Linked DNA regions of Homo sapiens: region 2 is linked to region 1. Evidence: read pairs that join two places in POLR2A ChIA-PET (ENCODE). Cell type or tissue: B cell. All regions are shown on one strand. Each heading gives the region's core, and the rest is flanking DNA. Links, peaks and the distances in the headings are about the cores only.

Region 1 (5,374 bases), core at 204-5,203:
GATGTGGGGGGAGATGCGGACGGGGGCTGGTGGCGGCTGGGGGAGTAACACGCTGTAAAATGATCTGAAAGTGACACCAGCCGTGTCTAGTCAGGGATGTGGGGGGAGATGCGGATGGGGGCTGGAGGTGGCTGCGGGGGATTTAGTGAAGAAGCTGGGGCAGTGGAGAGGGAGCTGGTATCAGGAGTGGGCATGAGAGGGGAAGCGGGCAGAGAGCTACAGGGCTGGAGAGGGGGTGTTCAGGGCTGTCTTGCAGATATTATCCTCCCATTTCCCATGTGAGGAGACTGAGGTCTGGACCAGGTGTCCTGCCCTGTGGGGATCTTTATTTATTGAGGGCCTGTGCCTATTTGTTTTATTTTATTTATTTATTTTTGAGACAGTCTGGCTCTGTTGCCCGGACTGGAGTGCAATGGCACAATCTAGCCTCACTGCAACCTCTACCTCTCGGGTTCAACCAATTCTTGTGCCTCAGCCTCCCGAGTAGCTGGGATTACAGGTATCTGCCACCACGCCCGGCTAATTTTTTGGTATTTTTAGTAGAGACGGGGTTTCACCATGTTGGCCAGGGTGGTCTCGAACTCCTGACCTCTGGTGATCCACCCGCCTCGGCTTCCCAAAGTGCTGGGATTACAGGCATGAGCCACTGTGCCCAGCCGTGTGCTGATTTCTAAGGGCCTCTCTCAAGAAGCTCGTGTTGATAAAAAGGTAATTTCAGGTGCTCACTTGAGAGCTGTGAATTAAAAACAGGGAAAAGATGGCGGGTGAGGGCAGCAGGCGAGGACTGTTTTGTTTGCAGGGGGCCAGGGTAGGTCACTCTGCTGCGGTGACCTTGCGGCTGAGCCCTGAACAATGAGCAGCCGCAGCCAACATGCAGGGATCCTGCTTGGGGGCTGGAACTGGAATGTTGAATGTTTCAGGAACAGGAGGGAGGACAGAATGGGGCTTGGAGAGCTTGGTGGCACCAGTTCACCCACAGCCTCTGGGCTCTAGTGAGGAAATGAGACCCCAGCAGAGACCAGGGGGTCAGTTAATGTTCGGATCAACATCATTATGTGGTCCCTTAGCTCTGAGTGAAGGGCGGATTGGGAGGCGGGCAAGGAGGCCAGGACAACATACAGGTGACATAGGATGGCGGCATGGGCCTGGGTGCTGTGCTTAGAGCCAGAAGTGGGCAGGTCGCGAGATACTTGAGAGGCAGAGCCCACAGGACTTGCTGATGGCTTCTGTGAGGGGGATGACAGGGAAGGTGAGGAATCAAGGCAGAGTCTCAGCTTTGGGATCTGAGATTCATTCAACAAATAATTCAGTGCCGCGTGCCAGGCCTATTCTAAAAGTTGAGGATATGAAGACAACAATGGTGATGGCCTCAAGCAGTAATCCCAGCACTTTGGGATGTTGAGGCAGGAGGATCTCTTGAGGCCAGAAGTTCATGTTCAGCCTGGGCAACATAGCAAGACCTCATCTTTGCAAAATAAAATAAATTAGCTGGACGTGATGGCGCATACCTGTGGTCTCAGCTACTAGGGAGGCCGAGGCGGGAGGATCGCTTGAGCCTGGGAGGTGGAGGCTGCAGTGAGCCATGATTTCACCACTGCACTCCAGCCTGAGTGACAGAGCAAGACCCTATCTCTAAAAAAAAAAAGTAAAATTTGGGGATGCGGCCACCATGAGCAAAACAGTTCAATGATCCCTGCCCCATGAAGAGGACATTCTATACACCAGGTGAATAGTTCCATCTGAGCAATGGCCTGAAGGAGCCGGCCATGTGGACAGTGGGTTGGCAGAAGCTACAGGTGGAGGAAGCGACAGGTGCAAAGGCCCTGGGGCAAGGCCTGCTGTGGTCCAGGAATAGCAGGAGTGGCTGGAGCAGACATGGGGTCAGGGAGCTAACTGGGCCAATTACAAGGGTTTTGGTTTTCAGCAGGGAAATGGTAATGGGGGCTCTGATGAGAAATTCCAGGCTGGACATAAGAGATTTGAAAGTGCTGGCTCAATGATGGTACTGAGAGCCCAGGACAGCCTGAGATGGGACAGGCTGGGATGACAGCTGGATGTGACAGAGCAGGGGTTCCCATGCTGGAGGGCCCGCCTCAGAGAATGTGTGTTTCTGGCCAGCACAGTGGCTCACGCCTGTAATCCCAGCACTTTGGGAAGCCGAGGCAGGCGGATCACGAGGTCAGGAGATCGAGACCAGCCTGGCCAACATGGTGAAACCCTGTCTCTAATAAAAACACAAAAAAATTAGCCAGGCGTGGTGGCGAGCGCCTGTAATCCCAGCTACTCTGGAGGCTGAGGCAGGAGAATCGCTTGAACCCGGGAGGCGCAGGTTGTAGGGAGACGAAATCGCGCCACTGGCACTCCAGCCTGGGCGACAGAGGGAGGCTCCGTCTCAAAAAAAAAAAAAAAAAAAAAAAAAAGCAAGGCTCGCAAAACACCGGATTCCTTCTCAGCTTTCTGAGCTGAAAAGGTATAGATCCTCAAGAAGAGAAGAGTGTATGTAAGTACTTCTCAACCAGTTTACCTCTCTGACCGCTCTTACGGTGTTTGGGGGCAAAAAACTAAGGATCTAGACTCTCTAAACCGCTCGCTGGGTCCTTCTCTCCCCACAATGCACCGGGGCCAGCAGGAAGGCCGCTCCGACCCCTAATTTTCCCGCGAATTCAGTTCAAAGAGGCGGCCGGGCCCGCGATCGGCAGCGCGCACCGGCCAACCAAGCCGCGCCTCCGCGAGAAGCGCCTCCGCGTGACTGACGGGGGAATCCGCGGGCCAACGGGCTGGGCGGCCCGGCGGTGCGCGCTCCCGCCGGCCAATCAGAGCGCCGGGCGGGGGAAGTGGGCGGAGCGAGGCCTGGGTAGGGTGAGCGGCCTCCGAAGCGGAGCGGGGCTCTGAGGAGACACTTTTTCTTCCTCCCTCCTTCCCTCCTCTCCTCCTGCCTTCCCTTCCCCTTTCCTCCCCTCTCTCCTCCTTCTCCCCTCGGTCAGCCGGAGCCTGCTGGGGCGAGCGGTTGGTATTGCAGGCGCTTACTCTCCGGGGCCGCCCGGCGAGTAGCTGGCCGGGGAAGGAGGCAGGAACCGCGATGGCGCCTCAGAAGCACGGCGGTGGGGGAGGGGGCGGCTCGGGGCCCAGCGCGGGGTCCGGGGGAGGCGGCTTCGGGGGTTCGGCGGCGACGGCTTCGAGCGGCAAATCCGGCGGCGGGGGCTGTGGAGGCGGTGGCAGTTACTCGGCCTCCTCCTCCTCCGCGGCGTTACCGGTGAAGAAGTCGAAAATGGAGCACGTCCAGGCTGACCACGAGCTTTTCCTCCAGGCCTTTGAGAGTGAGTGCGTGCGAGGCTTTGAGGGCAGGAAGACCCACTCTGCCAACACCGGGGATGGGACACTCTGCTGGGCCCCCTTCCTCCTCGGGAGTCCACTTGTGTGGTAGTGGAGGGAGGAATTGAGGGGATGTCCCCCTTTCGGAGATTACGTCTCCAGGGGATCCGGAGTCCAGGGCCTTGGGAGAGCTGGAAAAGAGGGTCCGGGCGGGTTCTTGACTCCCCCAAGATTGACGCAAGAGGCTCGGGACTGGGGCCCCACGTTCAGAGCAGGCGGCTTTTAGATGAGGAGGTAGCAGTTGAACTGAGCCGCAGTCACATCCCGAGACTGGTTCTTGTTTTCTTTCATGCCTTTCGGACTCTAGAAATACAGGGGTTTCGGTTGTAGCTTTTGAGGGGCAAAATGAAGCCTGTGAAGGGATGAGTGCAGTGGAACCGAAGAAAGTGTCCTTAGTCTGAAATGCCTTCGCGCTAACTTGGTGCTGCAGGTTCCTATGGCACCTTTGGATGCTTAAAACCCTTCAAATCTATCCACCCATTTTGTGGATATGTAAACTGAGCCAGAGAGTGGTCAAGCATCTTCTCTGGAGACGACCCCAGAATTCTGCTTTTTCTACTCGGCTTACAGGACATTTTCTTGGGTCAATTTCTGTTTCTAAGGTCTGTCTGGTAGGTGAAACTGACTTATTTGGAAAGGAGAGCAAGGTGTCTGGAAATAAACAATAGAATTTATTAAAAACATCGTGACTATGAATAATCCTGATTGTTCTTTAAGGAATGTTATATCCTGATTGGTTTCCTTTTTTGCTTTTGTGTGTTATAATTTGGGTGATCTTTAATAGCTAAGTAATCTTACAGAAACTTGAATAAACTTGGCTCTACCGCCCAGTGTCCTTATTTACAGTTTCACTGTGGCATATATTAAGGGCATGGTATCAGCTGTGCTTAGAAAGACCGTATTATGTTGTTTAATACCCTTCCTTCATTCTCTCTCATTAGTGCTTCATGAAATTCTAATTGGAACTTAATAGAAGGAGTTTCAGTTTTTATCGAAACGAATATTGACCTTGCTTCAGAGAGATTCACATTATTCACATATTTCTTAATATACTTTGAAATATCTAGAGAGGCTTTAATTGGAAATAGGATGGAGAACTGAAGGGCAGTGGTGACAATAATGATACTTGTTTGTACCCCTTCTAAAGTATCTCATCTCCCTTTAGTTAATTTAAGATAAAACTAACCAATTGAAGATTTAGGTGGAAATTTTAAAAGTTCTTTCTGAATGTTAAGAGAAGACACATTCTCCAAGAAAGTTTTAACTATTTGCGTTCTGATGAGTCGACCTCAGGGAAGTCAAGTGTCATTAAGAGCTAGATCTGGTCATAAAACAACTTGAAGTTGTTTACTGGAAAGTTTAAATACTTGAATGTAATTATTCACAGTTATTTCTATTTGGTTTATTCTGATACTGCTGTATAATGACAACGTGATACTAATAGGTCATTAATGTAACTAATATAATAGTATATGTATTTTTCATCCACTTAAGTCCTGTATAACAAATTACATTTTAACTAATTTGAAATTTAATTCAACTCATTTTAAGCGTTAGACGGTTTTGTGAATCTGTCAATTGTGTAAAAAATGTATTGAGGTAATATTTATATTGAACAAAATAGATAAAACTTTAAATTATAATTAGGAATATTTATTGAGAATTTTTTCTGCAGTTTGTGTCCGAGATTTATTTCAACATTGACTGACTTTTGAGTGCAGTGGATCCCACCTGTAATCCTAGCTACTCTGGAGGCTGAGGCAGGAGGATCTGTTGAGCCCACGAGTTTGAGACCAGCCTGGGCAACATATCAAGACCCCTTTTCAAAAAAAGAAAAAAAAAATCTTGACTGACTTTCATCATACCTGTATTAGGAATGTCTGGATCTGTATTAGGATGTCATCATATCTGTATTAGGATGTATTAGGATTCTGTTTTGGCTGACTACAATTTTTTTTTTTTTTTTGAGACGGAGTTTTGCTCTTTGTTGCCCAGGCTGCAG
Region 2 (5,374 bases), core at 100-5,099, 68 kb after region 1:
GTAACAGTGGTAATGGGCAGTGAAACGCTTTTTTTTTTTTTTTTCAGACAGAGTCTCACTCTGTCCCCTAGGCTGGAGTGCTGTGGTGCGATCTCAGCTCACTGCAACCTCCACCTCCCCGATTCAAGCGACTCTCTTGCCTCAGCCTCTCGAGTAGCTGGGACTTACAGGCGCACGCCACCATGCCCGGATAATTTTTTATTTTATTTTATACTTATTTTGAGATGGAGTCTTGCTGTTGCCCAGGCTGGAGTGTAGTGGTACAAACTTGGCTCACTGCAACATCTGCCTCCTGGGTTCAAGCAATTCTCCTGTCTCAGCCTCCCCAAGTAGCTGGATTACAGGTCCATGCCCGTCTAATTTTTATATTTTTAGTAGAGACAGGGTTTCAACATGTTGGCCAGGCTGGTCTCAAACTCCTGGCCTCAAGCAATCCACCCGCCTTGGCCTCCCAACGTGCTGGGATTACAGGTGTAAACCACCACGCATGGTCTGAAAACCTTGAAATATATATTCTCTATCTCCCTTAATGAGAATCTTGAACAGAGGGAGGAAAAAAGCAGACATAGTTTAAATGCTTAAAAGTAAGTCAAAAAGGCACAAACTCTTTTACCTGTCCAACTGAATGTGCGAGGCCTTTTTGGTAAAGCTCCACAGTTTCTCATTCTCTTCTCCCACACCACCAAGCATGGCGATTTCACCTACAATCAAGAATAAGAGAACTAGAACAATGAAAATGGTCACATATAAAGTAATCAACACAACTCATGTCTGGGTGGGTCTCTAGCGTTCTTGCAAATAAGTTCTTAAGTGATGCCACAGTCAAATTCCCAAAAAGTTAAAGTAGAAACTATTTTAGACGTGACTCTAAGATCAAATCCAAGAGGAAAAGGGATATACAGTGGCAACATTTTGCCAGAGATGAAAAATCTATCTACTCTATACAAGGAAATCAACCAATTTTAGGCAAAGCAGAAAGCCCAGGGACTTCTTTCCATCTCTCCTACAGAATCATTATGAACTTCAATAGGAGCCAGTACAAAATATTGCCCTGAGAGGTGCAACAGGGGATAGGGTGTTTTTTTTTTTTTTTTTGAGACTGGGTCTTGTTCTGTCACTCATGCTGGAGCACAGTGGTAGGATCATAACTCACTGCAGCCTTGAACTTCCAGGTTCAAGCAATCCTCCCATCTCAGCCTCCCAAGTAGCTGTGACCACACGTGCACGCCACCATGCCCAGCTATTTTTTTTTTTTTTTTTTTGGTAGAGATGAGGTCTCACTATGTTGCCCAGGCTGGGCATAAGGCTTGAAAAGCCAAATGATGCATCTATGTTTTCCTAAAAGAGTATCATATATCAGATTACAAATTATTCAACAGAACAATAAAAAGAAAATGTCAGGCTGGGTGCGGTAGCTCACGCCTGTAATCCCAGCACTTTGGGAGGCGGAGGCAGGTGGATCACGAGGTCAGGAGATCAAGACCATCCTGGCCAACATGGTGAAACCCTGTCTCTACTAAAAATACAAAAATTAGTTGGGTGTGGTGGCAGGTGCCTGTATTCCCAGCTACTAGGGAGGCTGAGGCAGGAGAATCACTTGAATCCGGGACATGGAGGTTGCAGTGAGCCGAGATCACGCCACTGCACTCCAGCCTGGGCAAAAGAGCGAGACTCCGTCCCCCCCGCCAAAAAAAAAAGTTACATAGAGGCATATGATATGAAAATGACCAACTTCTATGTCCTTCCACAGCCCTGAAGAACACTGCCAGAACTCTTTTCCATCTAAATGTGCCCTGTAGTTACTCAAGTTTTTTGAGACCATATGACCTTCTCCTTCACCAAAAGAAAAACAGAGACATGGCCGGGTACTGTGGCTCATGCCTATAATCTCAGCACTTTGGCAGGCTGAGGCTGGTGGGTCACCTGGGGTTGGGAGTTCAAGACTAGCTTGGCCAACATGATGAAACCCCGTCTCTACTAAAAATACAAAAAGTAGCTGGGCATAGTGGCACGCTCCTGTAGTTCTAGCTACTAGGGAGGCTGAGGCACTAGAATCGCTTGAACCCGAGAGGTGGAGGTTGCAGTGAGCCAAGATCGTGCCACTGCACTCCAGCCTGGGCAACAGTGTGAGACTCTGTCTCAAAAATAAGTAAATAAATAAATAAAATCCTCAAAATTCCATAAGTAAGTTTCTATCCCTCAGGAGAATAGGAAAGAGTTTGACATTAAAAATATTCCTAAAGTTTCCTTCTGCTGCTGAGATGTATAATAATTTTTTTTAATTAAAAAACATAGGCCAGGCACAGTGGCTCACGCCTGTAATCCCAGCACTTTGGGAGGCCGAGGTGGGCAAATCACGAGGTCAGGAGTGCTAGACCAGCCTGGCCAACATGGTGAAACTCTGTCTCTATTAAAAATACAAAAAATTTGCTGGGCGTGGTGGCGGGCGCCTATAATCCCAGCTACTCGGGAGGCTGAGGCAGGAAAATCGCTTGAACCTGCGAGGCGTAGGCTGCAGCAAGCTGAGATCGTGCCACTGCACTCCAGCCCAGGCAACAGTGCAACACGCCATCTCAAAAATAAATAAGTTAATTAATTAAATTAAATTTTGGACATACAAAAATATTCAAGTATCAAATGCTGTAACACTCACACTGCCTCAAAGGGATTTTTTCTTTTTGAGACAGAGTCTCACTCTGTCACCCAGGCTGGAGTGTGATGTATAATCACAGCTCACTGCAACCTCAAACTCTGGGGCTCAGGGGATCCTCCCGCCTCAGCCTCCCAAGTAGCTAGGACTACAGGAATGTGCCACTATGCCCAGCCAGGATTTATCTTTTTTTTTTTTTGAGATGGAGTCTTGCTCTTGTCGCCCAGACTGGAGTGCAATGGTGCAATCTCAGCTCACTGCAACCTCTTGCCTCAGCCTCCCGAGTAGCTAGGATTACAGGTGCCCACCACCATGCCCAGCTAATTTTTGTATTTTTAGTAGAGACGGGGTTTCACCATGTTGGCCAGGCTGGTCTTGAACTCCTGACCTCAGATGATCCGCCCCCCTCGGCCTCCCAAAGTGTTGTGATTACAGGCACGAGCCACCGCGCCCGGCCAGGATTTATCTTCTAAAATAAAAACAAATGATCAGTCCTCAGGGTGATGAGTGTACACTCCTGGCCCGTGGTGCACTGCTTCTGGGTTTGTTTCCAAATGCAAAGCCACCAAGGAAAGACATTTCATGGTACTGCTAGAATTTTCTCAAAAGTACTGTTATGGTCAGTGGCAAATAAACACTTCTCATTGAAGACAAGACAAAAATGTAACCAGCAATGTCAAGATAACACCCATACTATATTCTAAGTGGGACCAAAAGAAGATTAACTTCCAGGTGGAGTGACAGCCATGTGAATCATCCACGCCTTTTTCCCACACCACTCCCAGCACTCATTCTGCAGAAGAGATGGAATTCAGTCTCCTTCCCTAGCTCCTTTTTCCTCAAATGACTTTTAAATGTTGGTGACCCTTAGCGTTCTAATCTCTTTCATCTGCTCTTCTCACATTACACGGTGTCCCTTGATGATTGTACTTATTCCAATAGATTCAGATTTGATATATATGCCATTAACTGCCATACTGACATCTCCTGGTATGATCTCTCTCCTAAGAATCATACCCGTATTTCCATCTTAAGCACCTCAAACTCACCATGCCCAAGCCAAATGCCTAACTACGTACTAAGCACCCGCCTTCTCCTTCAATTCCTTTGTCAAAAACAGCACCACTATTTATTCAGAATCCAAAAGTAGGCTGATTTTTGTTATCACAAATCCTTTCCTTTCCCCTCCATCACATATGTAGGTAATCATCTACAGATAACAGTCACTGCTCAGTAAAATCATCAATAATTCTACTTCTTAAAAAAAAAAAAAACTCTGTCTTGTTTTTTTGTTTTTATTTTTAAGAGACAGGGTCTTGCTCTGTTGCCCAGGCTGGAGTGCAGTGCTGCAATCATAGCTCAAGCTCTCCCACCTCAGCCTCCTGAGTAGTTGGGACAACTTGTGTGTGCCACCATGCCTGGCTAATTTTTTTTTTTTTTTTTTTGAGACGGAGTCTCGCTCTGTCGCCCAGGCTGGAGTGCCATAGCACGATCTAGGCTCACTGCAAGCTCCGCCTCCTGGGTTCACGCCATTATCGTGCCTCAGCCTCCCGAGTAGCTGGGACTACAGGCGCCTGCCACCATGCCTGGCTAACTTTTTGTATTTTAAGTAGAGATGGGGTTTCACTGTGTTAGCCAGGATGGTCTTGATCTCTTGACCTTGTGATATGCCTGCCTCGGCCTCCCAAAGTGCTGGGATTACAGGTGTGAGCCACTGTGCTCAGCACGCCTAGCTATTTTTTTTTAAAAAAATTAGAGACAATCTCACTACATTGCCCAGACTGGTCTCGAACTCCTTACCTCAAATGATCCTCCTCTCCTGTCTAGGCTCCCAAAGTGCTGGGATTACAGGTGTGAGCCATTGTGCCTGGCTCAAAATCTCTTAAAATCAGCCCTGCCTCATCTTTACCAGCCACCGCCTTTACCATTCCTACCTGGATTACTTTCTAATAACTTTTTTTTTGAGATGGGGTCTCATTATCTTGCCCAGGCTGGTCTTGAACTCCTGGGCTCAAGTGATCCACCCGCCTCAGCCTCCCAAAGTGCTGGGATTACAAGCATGAACCACCGTGCCCAGTTTCTAATAATTTTTTTTTATTTTGAGACGGAGTCTCACTCTGTTGCCCAGGCTGGAGTGTAGTGTTGTGATCTTGGCTGACTGCAACCTTTGTCTCCCAGGTTCAAGTGATTCTCCTGCCTCAGCCTCCCGAGTAACTGGAATTACAGGTGCCCACCACCACGTCTGGCTAAATTTTGTATTTTTAGTAGAGATGGGGTTTTACCATGTTGGCCAGGTTAGTCTCAAACTCCTGACCTCAAGTGATCCTCCCATCTTGACATCCCAAAGTGCTGGGGTTATAGGTGTTAGCCTGGCCTCGGCCTCTAATAACTTTTTAATCAGTCTCTTTTCCCTCTAGTCTTACAATCTCTAACATAGTCTCCAAATAGGCAGGGTCATTTTTTTTTTAAATGCACATCTGATCCTGTCACTCTGCTGCTTAAAATGCTTCAACTAATCCTTGAATATGCCATTCACTCCACTTATGATAATGTTACTTCTGCTTGGAATCATGCTGTTACCTCCTCTTTTTCCTATGTCTGCTGGATGAATTGCTTCAAGCCTCTGTGGAACTCTTCCTACAGAAAGCTATCCCACACTATTCCAGACAAAGTTAAGAACTTCCTCCTCTATGCTCCAATAAGGTCTTGATCTCTTAGCATGTA

What was found. Peaks named below come from ENCODE experiments on the same cell type or tissue, not always from the same donor. Only the 100,000 strongest peaks of a DNase experiment are listed, where the experiment ranks them.
Region 2: POLR2A ChIA-PET joins it to region 1 with 5 read pairs; 5 of 35 experiments call an interaction of 5 or more read pairs at or near these places.

What each region holds. Positions count from the first base shown.
Region 1 is chr17:30,728,807-30,734,180 of GRCh38, forward strand. It overlaps the pseudogene SUZ12P1. Among named protein-coding and RNA genes, the nearest start is that of CRLF3, 93 kb to the right of the region's middle. RefSeq lists an enhancer at 2,793-3,413 and a silencer at 3,111-3,180. In B cell, for the core only: no CTCF peak of the experiment used is centred there; DNase peaks (open chromatin) are centred at 2,651 and 2,875; H3K4me3 peaks cover 1,924 bases; H3K27ac peaks cover 1,165 bases.
Region 2 is chr17:30,796,698-30,802,071 of GRCh38, forward strand. CRLF3 (cytokine receptor like factor 3) reads right to left here. Exons shown (of 8, transcript NM_015986.4): 3 at 614-701. Among named protein-coding and RNA genes, the nearest start is that of CRLF3, 25 kb to the right of the region's middle. In B cell, for the core only: no CTCF peak of the experiment used is centred there; no DNase peak of the experiment used is centred there.